2 separate regions of the Homo sapiens genome follow, and region 1 is linked to region 2. A link is a loop called in an ENCODE intact Hi-C map of the cell type or tissue named here. Cell type or tissue: mammary epithelial cell. All regions are shown on one strand.

Region 1 (8,000 bases), 230 kb after region 2:
TGAAATAGAAATAACAAGAAAGTAATTTATAATAAAATATAATGTATTTTAAGACGTAAATGTGCAGCCAGGCATGGAGGTTCATGCCTGTAATCCTAGCACTTTGGGAGGCTGAATCGGACAATCACTTAAGCTCAGGAGTTTGAGACCAGCCTGGGTAACATGGCAAAACCCCGTTTCTACAACAAACGCAAAAATTAGCTGGGCATGACGGCATGTGCCTGTGGTCCCAGCTACTTGGGGGGTTGAGGCAGGAGGATCGCTTGAACCCGGGAGGTCGAGGCTGCAGTGAGATGGGACTGTGACACTCTACTCGAGCCTGGGTGTCAGAGTGAGACCCTGTCTCAAAAAAAAAAAAAAAGGATGCAAATGTGGGGACATGACAACACTAGAAGACAATGAAGTATGCAAAAAATATACAGAGAATGCCTGTAAAGGTGGCAGCTATAATTACTGACTGATGCATGTGTGTTGTTATCTGGATTTCAAATATCCAAGAGCAGCGTTTTTGTAGGTATCACGATTTTCCAAAATGATAAACATTCTTGATAAGATTCTGAACAAAACAAAGGTTTTTACCTTGGATTACATGGTAGTTACATTCCTGGAAAAGTTAGTGTGTATTAAAAACTTGCTTATATATATATAGAATGGAGTTCAATTCAAGGTCTAGATTAACAAAAATAAGTGTTTAATCTGATGATATATTTAAAAGTTGTATGGGATATAGAAAATTTCATTGTGCAGGCTGTCTTGCATATTGCAGGTTATTTAGCAATACTGACCCTGCCCACAATATGTCAGGAAGCACTTCAATAATGATTATCTTAAATGCCTTTCACAAACTTTCCAATCACCCTCTCAGGATTATACTACCTCCATTGAGTACCAATACCCTAGTCTTATCCAAAGAATAAAACAAGTCCTTCTCTTGTCACTGCACCCTCTCTAACAACCAGGCCTATTTCTTTTATTTCTCAGTAACTTTGAATTCTCTTATGTCCTATATCTTCAGTCTCTACCCCTTTTCTTGTTACTTTAAGTCAATAAAACTGCAAGTTCCTACCATTATTTTTTAATACTCCCTTGGCTCTTAATCTTCTTACAGTTATCATTTAATTATAAAATATTGTCCAATTTTTATCCTCCATTCTCATCCCATCTCGTATGCCAGCTACCCTCAACTTGGCACTTCCTAGTAACTCTTCAACCCACTGTAATCTGGCCTCTGCTCTCACAACACGGAAACCGTTAATGCTAAATTCACCAATAAACTTAATTTACAAATTAATAAATATTTTTCAGTACTGAACCCTCTAATGTATATTATGTTGCTGTTCACTACATTTTTCTTAATCGGCATCAGACTTTTTCAGGTTTCCCCCTCATCCTATTACTCCTTTATCTGTTCATCTTTCTCTAGATAATCCTTAAATGTTAGTGGTCCCCAGAATTTCCTTCTCAATCCATAACTTTTCTCTATATATACCTTCTTCTAGATTATTTAATTTACTCTCCTGGTTTTATCTATCACCTTTATGCTGATGGTTATCTAAATATATTTATATGGACAACACTTCTCTTGCAATCTCAGATCTTTACCTGCTTGCCAGGAACCTCCATCTAGGTATCTTACTGAAAATGTTGAAAACCTGCTCTTTTTCTTGTATTCTATAACTCAGTTAGTGATTTCATGTAATACTCAAGCCACATACTTGAGAACTACCCTCTATTATTCTGTTTCCCTTGACATCCCATCTGTGATTGTCTTTTGATGTGTTAATTTGGCTAGGCTAGAGTCCTCAGTTATTCAATTTAACTAGGTTTTGCTGTGAAGCTATTTTGTAGATGTGATTACTGTCTATAATCAGTTAACTTTAAGTAAAGGAGATTATCCTAAATAATTTGGGTAGACCTGATTCAATCAGCTGATGGACCTTAAGACCAGAGCTAAGGTCTCCCTGAATAAATTTAACCTGAGGACATCAGCTTCAGCCCATGTCCAGGAGTTCCAGTCTGTCCTTCCTGAAAGCCCACTCCACAGATTTCAGGCTTGCCTACACAGCCCCCACAAGCCAATTCTTTATAATACATTTCTTAATATATATCTCCTACTGGTTCTATTTCTCTGGTTGAACCCTGATTGATACACCATCTAATCAATAATACTTCATAAAACTTTCTCAAATTCACTGATCTGTGCTCCATCCCAACTACCATTGGCTGAGTTCAAGCCTTCATCACTTTTTGTCGGGATTTTCATACAAGCATCTTAAATGATCTTCTTACCCCAATCTTGCTCTACTATACTATCCTCCACATGGCCACTAGTATGACCTATATAAAATATAAATGTGAACACAGCACTCTCTTTCAAGATTGTCAGTCACATCCCATTTCCTACAGATCTATCTTGAGCCTTTGTAGTGCACAAAGTCTTCATGTTTATGCTTCAGCTTGCTGATCTAGCTCCATCTCTCCACTCCAGGAAAACTACCTACCATACATCTCACCTCCTCCAAAAACCAGCCTACCTCGAGTTCTGTAACTTTGGTCATTATTTTCTCACTGCTTGAAGTTCTTTACCCATCTACAATCATCCATCCTTACTTAGTACCTCATTTCATTTCAAAGACTGAGCTTAGATATTGATCAATACAGGAGGCCATTCCTGGCTCTTCTAGTCTTGCTCATGTGCCTTCTTGTATTCTCTTATAGAACTCTGTGCCAATCTCTATCTACAGAACTTACCAAACCAGTTTATGAACTCCTTGGTGAGTTAGATGTTATATTTTTGTAACCCTGGCACATAAAACAATGCCTGGAATTTAATACATGCTCAATTTAATAGGCATTCTTTAATATTTGTGTTGGTTGAATAAAAGAATGGATGAATCACACACTCGGTGTCAGGTTATGGCTTGCTGCTATAATAAAATCTGTGGTAGGCAAAATGATGGCCACCCAAAGATGTCCACACCACAATTACAAGAATCCATGACTATGTTATTTTACAAGGCAAAAGGAACTTTACTGATGTGATTAAGTTAAGGATCTTGAGATGGGGGAGAATATTCTGAATTATTTGGGTGGGCATACTCTAATTGCATATATCTTTAAAAGCATATCATCTGAGTCAGTGAAAGATGTAATGACAAAAGAAAATGGAGAAATTCTAAGTATGAGAGGGACTCAATTTGCCATGGTTGGCTTTGAAGATGGAGAAAAGAGATGACAATCTAAGGAATTTGGGTGGCCTCTAGAAGCTAGGAACAGCTCTTAGCTCATAGCCAGCAAGAAAGGGATCTCAGATCTACAGATCTACAGTGGCAAGGAACTGAGATCTACAGATCTCAGATCTACAGTGGCAAGGAACGGAATTCTGCCAATAACCAAATGAGCAGGACATATCCCCCCAGAGCCTCTAGAAAGGAATGCAGCCAGCCAACAGCTTGACTTCTCATCAGGTCTGATGAGACCCATAGCAGGCTTCTGGCCTCCAGAACTATAATAAATATGTTCTTTTAAATTTCTAAATTTGTGATCATTTTGTTATGGTAGAAATATAAAACTAATACAGAATCCATGCAATAAAATCTGGCTTATCTTCCCAGAGACAGAAGACCCAGATGCTATGATAACATGTCAGGAGGTAAGAATAACAGGAGAGGAACTCGATCATATCATATTTGCCTCTTAAAAATGATCAATATAGAGTAGTATGAGAAAGTCTTTATACAATGAGAGGGAGAAAAGTGACCAAGTCATAGGAAAAAGTACTTAAGGAGACTGCACATGAAGCTGCTGAAAAAAAAAACTTTATTCCCTATTGAGTTGATTGTGAAAGTTTGTGAATACACAGACAGACAACCAACCGGACTAAGTAAATGCTCTGAAGTAGGAAAATGTGATGGCAGAACAGATATAGAAACTCCTCTTCATGCTGAGCATTTCTGTAAACAGGTAACCTAGACATGGAATATGGTGCAAATTATAAACCATAATTTGACCCGTGTCCAGAAAAGTAACTTTCTTAAGGGGGAAGTAAAAAATACCCACCTAGCTATCTGTAAAATCCCCAAAGGTATCTATGCTCTTGGGATAAACTAGAATTTTGTGCCTAAGAAGGACAGAACATCGCCCATGTAGTCTTCTTGCTAAAAACGCTTAAACTAATCATGGGAAAACAATCAGACACATTTCATACTGTGAGACATATAGAGGAAAACTACCTGGACTCATCAAAAATGGCAACGTCACAAAAAAAGGACAAGAAAAAAAAAGGGAGGGTGCTATTCTAGATTTAAAAAGACTAAAAAGGAGCATGACAACTAAATACAATGCATGACCCCTGACTGGATCCTGGACCAAAACAAATAAAAAGCTATAAAGGATATTGTTAGGAAAATTGTGAGAACTTGATATGGATAGTATATTAGATAATAGTATTGTATCAATGTTAAATTTCTCTGGGTGTAATAGTAATTTAATTGTTCTTAAGAGATATATGATTTAGTGTTTAGGGTTGAAGTGTCATGATATCTGCAAGTTACTTCCCAATGGCTCAGCAAAAAAATCTGTGTATGTATATATACATATATGTATATAGTATTTAGAAAAAGAGATAAGCCATATGTAGCCAAATTGATGCCCTGATGAATCTAAAGTGGTCCCCCCTCATCCACAGTTTCAGTTACCCATGATTAACTGCAGTCTGAAAACAGTAAATGGAAAATTCCATAAACGACTCATAAGTTTTAAATTTCACACCACTGTGAGTAGTGTGATGAAATCTCATGTTTGCTCCAGATGTGAATCATCCCTTTGTCCAGCACATCAACGCTGTATTCCTTACCCGCCCATCAGTCACTTGCTAGCCATCTTGGTTATCCAATAAACTGTTGCAGTATCACAGTGCTTATGTTCACGTAATCCTTATTTTACTTAATAGTAACCCCAAAGTGCAAGAATGATAATGCTGGCAGTTCACATATGCTAAAGAGAAGCTGTAAAATGCTTCCTTTAAGTGAAAAGGAGGAAGTTTTCAACTTAATAAGGGAAGAAAAAAATCATGTGTTGAAGTTGCTAAGACCTATGGTAAGAATGAGTCTTCTATCCATGAAACTATGAATATTGTAATAATTGTTCTATTTTATTACTGTTGTTGTTAATCTTGTATTGTGCCTAACTTATAAATTTAACTTTATCATACATATGTATGTATAGGAAAAAAACATAGTTTATATAGGATTAATTACTCTTCATGTTACCAGGCATCCACTGGGGATTTTGGAATGTATCTCCCTTGGAAAAGAATGGCACTACAATACATGAAAGATATCTTTTGACTTTTCTGTAGAGTTTAAATTCTATAAAATAAAAAATTAGTAAAGAAAGATAATGTTTGGATATATAAAGCTTATCCTTAATACTAATTATAAATTCTATTGGTAAATTCAGAAACAAACAAATCAATGCATTGATTTTTTGGCAGAACATTTTGTAAAAGATAAAAGAAAGAAAAAAGTGAATGAGTAAAACAATGGAAAAAGAAATACCACCAAAAAAGGAAAGGTGGAGTAGCTATGTTAACAGCAAGGAAACATTGGACAGGTCTTCCGAACAGAAAATCAACAAAGAAACATCACACTTAATCTGTACTGTAGACCAAATGGACCTAACAGATATTTACAGAACATTTCATCCAACGGCTGCAGAATATACATTCTTTTCCTCAGCACATGGATCATTCTCTAAAGCCACCATGTTAGGTCACATGACCATATGTTAGGTCACAATACAAGTCTTAAAACATTCAAAAAAATTGAAATAATATGAAGCATCTTTGACCACAATGGAATAAAAATAGAAATCAATAACAAGAAGAATTTTGGAAACTATACAAATACCTGGAAATTAAACAGTATGTTCCTGAATAAGCAGTGGGTCAATGAAGAAACCAAGAAGAAAATTGAAAAATTTCTTGAAACAAATGATAATGGAAACACAACATACAAAAACCTACGGGATAAAGCAAAAGCAGTACTAAGAGGGAAGTTTATAGCTATAAAGTTTAGTTATATATAAGTTTAGTTATTTAGTGCCTAAATAAAAAAAAAGTAAAACTTAAAATAAAGAAACCAATAATGAATCTTAAAGAACTAGAAAAGCAAGAGAAAACTAAACTCAAAATTAGAGGAAGAAAAGAAATAATAAACACCAGAGCCGAAATAAATGAAATTGGAATGAAGAAAACAATACAAAATAAATAAGTAAATGAAATAAAAAGTTGGTGTTTTGAAATGTGAAACAAATTTGGCAAACCTTTACCCAGACTAAGAAAAAAAGAGGGAAGATCCAAATAAATAAAACCAGAGATGAAAAAGGACACATTACAACTGATACTGCAGAAATTCAAAGGATCATTAATGGCAACTATGAGCAACTATATGCCAATAAAGTGGAAAATCTAGACTAAATAGAGAAACTCCTCTACACATATGACATATCAAGACTGAACCATGAAGATAATCCAAAACCTGAAAAGACCAATAAAAAGCCATAATAAAAAGTCTCCCAGTAAAGAAAAGCCTGGGACCTGATGGCATCACTGCTGAATTCTACCAAATATTTAAAGAAGAACTAATATCAATCCTACCTGAACTATTCTGAAAAATACAGGAGGAAGGGATACTTCCAAACTAATTCCATGAGGCCTGATACCAAAATCAGACAGAAACAAATTAAAAAAAAACAGGCCAATATCTCTGATAAATATTGATGCAAACATCTTCAACACACTACTAGCAAATCAAATTCAACAATACATTAAAAAGATTATTCATCATGACCAAGTGGGATTTATCCCTGGGATGGAAGGATGGTTCAACAGTGGTGATACATAGTATCAACACAATGGAGGACAAAAACCATATGGTCATTTCACTTGATGCTGAAAAAGCATTGGATAAAGTTCAACATGCCGTCATGATAAAAACCTTCAAAAATGGGTATAGAAGGAACATACCTCAACATAATAAAACCCATATATAACAGACCCACAGCTAGTATCATACCAAATAGGGAAAAACTGAAAGCTTTTCCTCTAAGATCTGAAACATGACAAGGACGCCCATTGTCACCACTGTTATTCAACATAGTACTGCAAGTCCTAGTTAGAGCAATCAGACAAGAGAAAGAAATTAAGGGCATCCAAATTGGAAAGGAAGAAGTCAAATTACCGTTGTTTGCAGAGGATTTGATCTTGTGTTTGGAAAAGCATAAAGATTCCACAAAAACTATAAGAACTGATAAATTCAGTAAAGTTGCAGGATACAAAATCAACATACGAAAATCAGTAGCATTTCCACATGCCAACATTGGGCAATCTGAAAAAGAAATTTAAAAGTAATTCCACTTACAATGGCCAAACATAAAATTAAATACCTAGCAATTAACTCAACCAAAGAAGTGGGAGATCTCTTTAATAAAAACTGTAGAACACTGATGAAAGAAATTGAAGAGGACACCAAAAAATGGAAAGATAGTCCATGTTCATGAATTGAAAGAATCAATATTGTTAAAACGTCCATGCCACAAAAAGCAATCTACAGGTTCAATGCAATACTTATAAAAATACAAAAAACATTCTTCACAGAAATAGAAAAAACAATCCTAAAATTTATATGGAGCCACAAAAGACCCAGAATAACCAAAGCTATCCTAAGCAAAAAGAACAAAACTGGAGGAATCATATTACCTGACTTCAAATTATACTACAGAACTACAGTAATCAAAACAGCATGGTATTGTCACAAAAACAGACACATAGACCAATGAAAGATAACTGAGAACCCAGAAACAAATCCACACACCTAACAAACTCATTTTCCACAAAGGTGCCAAGAACATACACTATGGAAAAGACAGTCTCTTCAATAATTGGTGCTGGGAAAACTGGATATCCATATGCAGAAGAATGAAACTAGATAGCTATCTTT
Region 2 (8,000 bases):
TTACCCTGAGAGGATGTAGTACCTCTCCAAGTAACGATGGAGTCAAGTGTCTATCTCTGGCCAGCCTCAGGACAACAAAGATGTTTTTTCACCCATCACTGAGCTGTACATTGTGAACAAACTCGGGGAAGCAGCAGATACTGGAGAACCTTCTTGCTCCACTTCTACCATCTATTGCCTGTGAGACATGAGGAAGTCAGTCAACTTCTCTTCCTTTTGGACCCATTAATTCCTGAAACAAAATGAAAGGCACAGGGAATTGAGGGTGGGGTATGGCACCAATAAGCCATGCACCTCACAGGCTTTTTGTGATGCTCTAGTCATATAATGAGCAAAGATACGCTTGTGAAGTGTAATGGGATATTTAAGTTTAAAAAAATGTTACCATAAATCCGTGAGTGAATATTACTCTTGCAGGAAAATGCAGATAGGAAATAAGTATAAAATCCAGAAACCAGTTTAATGTCTGCAGTGCTCATCTATGCCATGATAGGAATTATAAGAGAGTTTAAAGCTGTAGTTTTTGGGATTTGAAGTTGAGGAACTTTTTATCCATTGGTAGTTTAAAGTTTACATCAACAATGTCATAAACCTGGACCTTTAGCTGGCCACCTTTGAAAGTATATAGAGAAGATATGCATGAGAATAAAGGTACCCACAGGGGGAAAACCAAATCACAAAATGAAACAAACAAACAAAAACTTTATCATGATTATAACATTTGAATCTGCGGAATTTTTCTTTTTCTTTTTTTTTTTTTTTTTGAGATGGAGTCTCACTCTGTCTCCCAGACTGGAGTTCAGTGGTGTGATCTTGGCTCACTGCAACCTCCATCTCCTGGGTTCAAGCAATTCTGTCTCAGCCTCCCAAGTATCTGTGACTACAGGCGCCAGCCACCAACATGCCTGGATAATTTTTGTATTTTTAGTAGAGACGGGGTTTCACCGTGTTGGCCAGGCTGGTCTCAAACTCCTGACCTCAGGTGATCTGCCTGCCTCGGCCTCCCAAAGTGCTGGGATTATAGGCGTGAGCCATTGTGCCAGTCCTGAATCTGTGGATTTAGAGAGGCTTTAGGCCTCTTCTTCCCTCTGTTTGTCCCAGTATTATTAGTCAATACATTGCTTTCATTTTCTGGCACTTACCAAAAAAAAAAAAAAGATTTTAACTAATATGTTTCTTTTTATTTTTTTTCTTTTTAATGCCGGTAATGTTCTGTACCACGAAAGGAAATGCCAATTTGTTACTTAGATGTACAGAAGATTGTTAACTGGGTATATGGAAATTAAGAATGTAAGCATATACAGACAAGGACTGGTGGTAAGGACAGAAAAATAGAATTTAAGAGCTGTGCGGGCCTTGAGATTGTCTAGTCTCCCTCCTCATTTGTACAGAGTATGAAACAGGTCCAGAGAGTGGAAAGGGTTTAAAGTAACAGTAAAGTCCTATAGGAGTCACATCTTAAATCAGTATGTCTGACTCCCAAGCCACGCTGCTACTGCTGCTGCCCCTTCTTCTTTTGTCCCTTTTTTTTTTAATGAAGGAAATTAAAAAAGAGAGATACATTTTTAGTTCTTATTTTATTCCAACCCCATTTTTTTCCTTTGTCGCTGAACTGTAGTTGATATGTCCTTCCTACTAGTTTATTTTTTCACTATATATGTATCCCCAAAATATATATTGTTTTCATGTTTTAAATTTTTACCCATATAGTGTACTATGCCAGTATTTTTGTGTCCTGCTTTTTTCACTCTATTTTTGTGACCTTTTCATATGGATATATAAAATGCCATTTTGAGGCTATACCACAATGTATATATTCCCAAAGAATGAATATCTAGGTAATTGTTAGTTTGGGATTTTTTGTTTGTTTGTTTGTTTGTTTTTAATTCTTGTTCTAAAATATCCTTACACATTTCTCCTTTTGCACATGAGTTTCTGTTGTGCATATGCCTAGAATTGCTGGGTCATAGGGTGGGCACATCTTCGATTTTGCTAGAGAATACCAAACTTCTCTTCCGAATAGTTACATTGGTCTGTCAGGTGGAACCAGAATCTGATCTGAGTACGTCACAAGATTTAGTGAGGATCCAAGCAGAACTAGAGTGTGAAAACACGTGTGAAGTTGTTGACAGTGCTGTGTCATGAATCGTGAAGGGGCAATTTTAAGTCAGCATATGGACAACAATGGTCATAGGTAGACACTGGATAAATGACCAACTTGTCCTATGAACGAGGTCTTAATTTTATCTACCTTAGGACCAAGTCCAGAGAATCAGCAAAAATGATTACATTTAATTATATCTTCATGTTTTGTGAGGGCTTTAGATCTGATATAAACATACAGGAAAAAATCCTTTTTAATAAAGCTGGAAGAGACATAATAGCATCAGTTTCTAGGCAGAAAATCAGCCCTATACAAATTCTAAAGGCCGGTTACAAACTGGACATGTTTTAACATGGTTTAGAATGTTTTCACCGAAAAACTAGCACTGTGCCTTTGTCTCTGAGAAAAATAGATAAATGTGTCAATTATGTGTTTACAGTTTAATTCATATTCAGTTATATTTTGCAGCTTAAAAGGCCACTAACAAAAAAATAGAACATAACAAAATAAATCTCACTTGGAATACTGGTTGTTTTGTTTGCTGTTTGGTTCTTTTAGTGTACTTTCCTTTTTACTGTGTTTTTGTTTCTGGGTTAAGATGGTGGCAAACTGGTGATGCTTCATCCACTTTTACTCTCTCACTGAATAATCCATGATGGACTGGAGAATCTCAATGATTGGTTCACCATACTCTGGCAGAAATTCCTACTGACTGCCATATAGGTAGGGCTTGACTAAGAAACTCTTGGTAACCAATGCAGACTCAGACCTCTTGAAAAAAAAACAGCAGGGCCAAGCTGGATAAAAGCCAAAATTACTATGTTTGCCAGATTACACTATCAGGTTTTGTAGAACAGCTAGGACTCTCATATACCTAAAGATAGTGAAAAGATGTATAGAGATTGCTGAGGTTGGAAATATATGTTGAGTTTAATCTAACACTGTAATCTACAATGGCCTTTCAATGAAGGTTTAAGGAATTTGGAATCTGTTCTGCAGGCAGAAGGGAAAGTACTGATGATTTTGAGCAGTGACAGTAGGATCAGATGCATGCTTTAAAAGGTCCAGAAGTATAAAGGGTATATGTATATTAGGGCTGGAGTGGCTGGAGGCTGGGAGACAAACTTATTGCAAGACTCCACATAAGATCATATTTACCTCACTGAGTCCTGTCCTCAGGTAAATACTGTTAATTAAAAGGGTTTCACCATTTACAGAGCTTTCAGATTATTTATCCTTAATATTATTATCCCCACATGTGCTCATGAGCAAGCCTCTCAGGATCTTCTGCTCCAGTCTTGTGACGGTAGCATGTTCCTGCTTCTGGTGGTGCTAAACCCTGGGCAATCATCTCTCCTAGGAACAGCTGTTCTTCATGGGTGACTGCTGTGAAACCAACAGGATGGCCTCTTTTCTATTTAATCCTAAGAGTGGGCATAAGGTAAGCGTTTACAAGATTTTACTGAAAGTTTTGGAATGTAAGAAGGAAAATGCTACACTGAATATAATTACAACTATTCAGGCACAGACGCATCCCAGAGTCTCCTACCAAGTTGACTCTCCTGTCTGTCTTCCTTTTCTGCCTTCACTTGGCTTCAGACAGCTCACCTTCCAACCACTGGAAGTGTTTATAGCATCTCCACATCTGTCCACAAGGTGGAGTTCAAGGCCAAATTTTTCACCAGCTCCAGATACTGAAAGGAGTACTTTTTCTTCATTCATAGTCAAGGTAAGGCCTGCCTCCTAGGTCTTCATTTCCTGTTCATACATTGAATCTGACAGTGGCAACATATTCCCTTTGGAGGAAATTCTGTCTAGGCCTAAAGCAGTGTGGTCTAGCTTTATGGTTTGATTAAAGACAATCACACAATGTCCCATATATTTCCTACATCACATGTAGGCCATCAACAGTCTGATCAAGGTTTGGCTATGTCAAGTCCAACACAGCTCCTAGGTATCAAATGATCATAAACTCTGGAGGTTCACTCTCACTCATGGCACCTGTCTTAGCCTATTTTCTGTTGCTTATAACAAAATACCTGAAAATTTATTTAAAAAAATAAAATGTATTTCTTACAGTTCTGGAGGCTGGGAAGTTCAAGATTGAGGGGCCACATCTGGTGAGGGCCTTCTTGATGGTAGAAACTCTCTGCAGTCCTGAGGTAGCACAGGGCATCACATGGCAAGGGGACTAAGTATGCTAACATGGTAGCTTAGGTCTCTCTTTCTCTTCTTATAAAACCACCAGTTCTACTTCCATGATAATCTGTCAGTGGATTAATCCATTCACAAGGGCAGAACCCTCATGTTCCAATCACCTGTTAAAGGCCATACCTCTGAATACTGCCACATTGGAGATTAAGTTTCAACATAAGTTTTGGAGGGAATATTCAAACCATAGAAGTTCCTTTCTGTGTATTTTTATGCATGCATGTACACATGTGTGTAGAGACACAGAGAGGACCAGAGAGGCAGAAAACGCATATATACACCTGTACATTAAATCCATCTATGTGCACATATACGAAGTTGTAGAAATAGAACCATAGTATATATCCTCCTCTATAAATTTTTCCACTTAATAGAACGTGAACATGTTTGTAGGTTCTTATATGCAGAGTTACTTCTTTGTATAGTATTCCATTGTGTGAATAAAGCATAATTTATTTAGCAAATCCTTGTTGATATATATTGGGACAGTTTCCAAAATGTGGTTATTATGAACAATGCCACCAAGAACATTGTCATACACATTTATTGTGTACTTATGCATGAATTTCAATAGTGACACGTTAATTCAAATATTTATTTCTTATCTTTCCAGGTAAAATATTGGGTAGGTCCTTTGGAGTTCTAGACTCAGTTTGAGATTACAGAAGATATGCTCAACATCCTCCTTTGACCTGGTCCCAGTTTCACCATATTTGCTAGATGCTTTATAGTCTCTGGTAAGGAGGTGTACAATTCTCTGATTTTATTTCAGTTTTTAGGGAATTTTATTTTGTTCATTTCAACAAGAAAAATTACATAAACAGGTAACAGCTCCACTCAAAGCTGTTTTAAATGAACAAAATATTGGACTTTGTGAACAAATATGATACTTTTTCTTTCTGCAATTATTGGCTAGCAATCTTATTTTACTAAATCTATACTGACAAATTTAATTTGGTCCATTTATTTGAGTTTAAAGACTATTTCAAACTCTCCCCAGTGAAACAGTCATGGGCCATTGCTATCCTCAAAAGAACTAAATATATAAATAGCAGCTTTCCTCAAAAAAGATGATAAAGTCTTCTTTTCCCTTTAGAGCATAAATTTCAGTGGCAGGTAAAACTATTTTAGCAACAATATGCTCACTTCTTCCATGATATGTTTTTCTTCCCTACTAAGTTGAAAGTTTTTCTCAGTTTCCATAGCCACTCACAAGTTTTTCTCTACCTAACTGAAGTTGCCCTCTTCTGCTGGTCATTAGGACATTAACTTTTAGAATGATTTCTGTTTCAGCCTCTTGTTTTGAAGGCAGGCTTTTAATTTCCTCAGAGAAATTGCAATGGAACGAAAATTTGTTCTCTCTTTTACATATGTACACTTGTATAAGAGATGTAATGTTTTTAAATAAAATTTTTAATTCATGCAAAAGCATGTCTCTAACAGTGTGAAGGTTATAAAGATTAATAATAGTAGAAATATCCCTGTACCAATCACACAGAATAATTCTAGTCAGATACAGTTTTTGTAAGGACAAAAAAGAAAATAGATCTAAAAAGGTAAATAAGAGAGATCATTGCATAGTCCTTTACAGTTTAACAAAGGTTGTTTAGAAAGGACCCGCTCCATACTTATCCGATTCTCCATTTTCCACTGAATTTCCTTTCCAAACAATGTGCAGTATTCTCAATATCTATCAAAATTCCATAAAAGTTATGACTGCCAATTTATACAAACTGTCCACCAAGATGTTTTCTCCCAAACGTCGCATTCTGGAGCCAAGCCATTAAAGACTTGGACTGTGACACAGTTTTCATTATGAGAACCATACACATTGGTGTAATTACCCTCACCTCCCATTTACTACCCTATAAAGGGAATCCCTATGGCCTTAGGCTTACACACACATCTAGGAGCTCTAAGGACCAGGAAAAGTTAAAAGTGGACCAACCACTCAATAAGGTGGCTCTTCAGACCCTTCAGTGCCTACCACGAGGGGGAACAATTCCACAGGAAATGGCTTAGGCAGAGTCATCCCAAACCTAAGCTGCCTCTACTGGCTAGAAATCAACTGTGGAGTTCCAACCAACAGTAACCAGCCAGCCGTACCCCAGGCTTTCATTCTCATAAAAGACTAAACTACTGTAAACCCAAAATAAAATTCTAAGGCCCCCCCAACCATCTGAATGGACATCCTCCTCTGCCAGGGCACTCTAAAATTTAACCTGAAAGACTGGTTCAGGATATGGCAGAAAGTGGGGGGATCGGACCTACCTCATTATACCCTCCAACATTAACATAAACACAGACCTTAAATATGATAAGAAACATTCTAATGTATTCTCTCTGAAGCCATCTACCTGGAGGCACCATCAGGATGATGAAACTTTGGTGTCTACAACCTCTTACTATAACCCAGACATCGCATTTTATTGATAATAACCAGTTGCCAATCAGAAAATTTTTAAATCTACCTATAAATTGAAAGCACCCCCCCTTCCAGTTGTCCTGCCTTTCTGGACCGAATCAATGTGTATCTTAAATGTATTTAAATGATGTCTCATGTCTTCTAAAATGTGTAAAATCAAGCTGCACCCCAACCGCCTTGGGCACATGTTCTCAGGATATCCTGAGGGCTGTGTCACAGGCCATAGTCACTTATATTTGTCTCAGAATAAATCTTTTCAAATATTTTACAGAGTTTGACTCTTTTCCTCCACACTATGCCCCTAGTCACCACAAAAGCACAATCCCCAGCTGTTACCAGAAGGTTCCCCCAATTCTCAGATGGAAAGAGGCCAGGAGAGACCAAAATCCGAGCTAATTTGTTAGTTCTCACCCTTCTGCCCCCATCCCGACCTCCGCACTATTGGTTGTAAGACAAATTTTTGTTTGTGTTTTTTTTCCTTGTCAGCCTTCTAGAAACCCTGCCCGCTGCCTAGACAAGGGAATTGCAATGGAGAAAGAGTAATTCATGCAGAGAAGCTGTGTGGGACACTGGAGTTTTATTATTACTCAAATCTGTCTTTCCAAGCCTTCCCCGGGATCAGAGTTTTTAAGGATAATTTGGTGGGGAGAGGCTTGGGAAGTGGGGTGTGCTGATTGGTCGGGTTGGAGATGGAATCATAGGGGGTCAAAGTGAGTTTCTCTTGCTGTCTTCTGTTCTTGGGTGAAATCGCAGAACTGGTTGAGCCAGGTTACCAGCCTCAATCTGGTTGAGCCAGATTACCAGACCTGGAGTGCAGTGTCTGCAAAATATGTCAATCACTGATGTTAGATTTTGCAATAGTGATGTTATTCACAGGAGCAATTTGGGGAGGTTCAGATACTTGCAGCCAGAGGCTGCATGGCCCCAAACCATAATTTCTAATCTTGTAGCTAGTTTGTTAGTCCTACAAAGACAGACTCAGACTGGTCCCCAGGCAAGAAGGGGTGATTTGTTTTGCTTTCCCCTTTGGGAAAGGGCTATTATTAATTTTGTTTCAAAGTTGAACTATAAACTAAATTCCTTCCCAAGGTTAGTTTGGCCTATGCCCAGGAATGAACAAGGCCAGCTTAAAGGTTAGAAGCAAGATAGAGTCGAGTCAGTTAGGTCTGATCTCTTTTACTGTCATAATTTCCTTAGTTGTAATTTTTGCAAAGGCAGTTTCAGCCTTGCTGGAACAAAGCCTATGATTGTTTTCTTTCT

The links. Peaks named below come from ENCODE experiments on the same cell type or tissue, not always from the same donor. Only the 100,000 strongest peaks of a DNase experiment are listed, where the experiment ranks them.
Region 1: a loop joins it to region 2, with 10 times the contacts of the local background. A loop is called at or near these places in 5 of 110 quality-filtered maps.

The regions. Positions count from the first base shown.
Region 1 is chrX:56,742,016-56,750,015 of GRCh38, reverse strand. All of the region lies in intron 2 of NBDY (negative regulator of P-body association), which reads right to left. Among named protein-coding and RNA genes, the nearest start is that of NBDY, 17 kb to the right of the region's middle. In mammary epithelial cell, no CTCF peak of the experiment used is centred here; DNase peaks (open chromatin) are centred at 2,875 and 4,805; H3K27ac peaks cover 1,254 bases.
Region 2 is chrX:56,974,125-56,982,124 of GRCh38, reverse strand. It overlaps a transcript of SPIN3 not described here. Among named protein-coding and RNA genes, the nearest start is that of SPIN3, 17 kb to the left of the region's middle. In mammary epithelial cell, CTCF peaks have their summits at 3,769 (motif pointing right) and 6,308 (motif pointing right); a DNase peak (open chromatin) is centred at 3,764; H3K27me3 peaks cover 235 bases.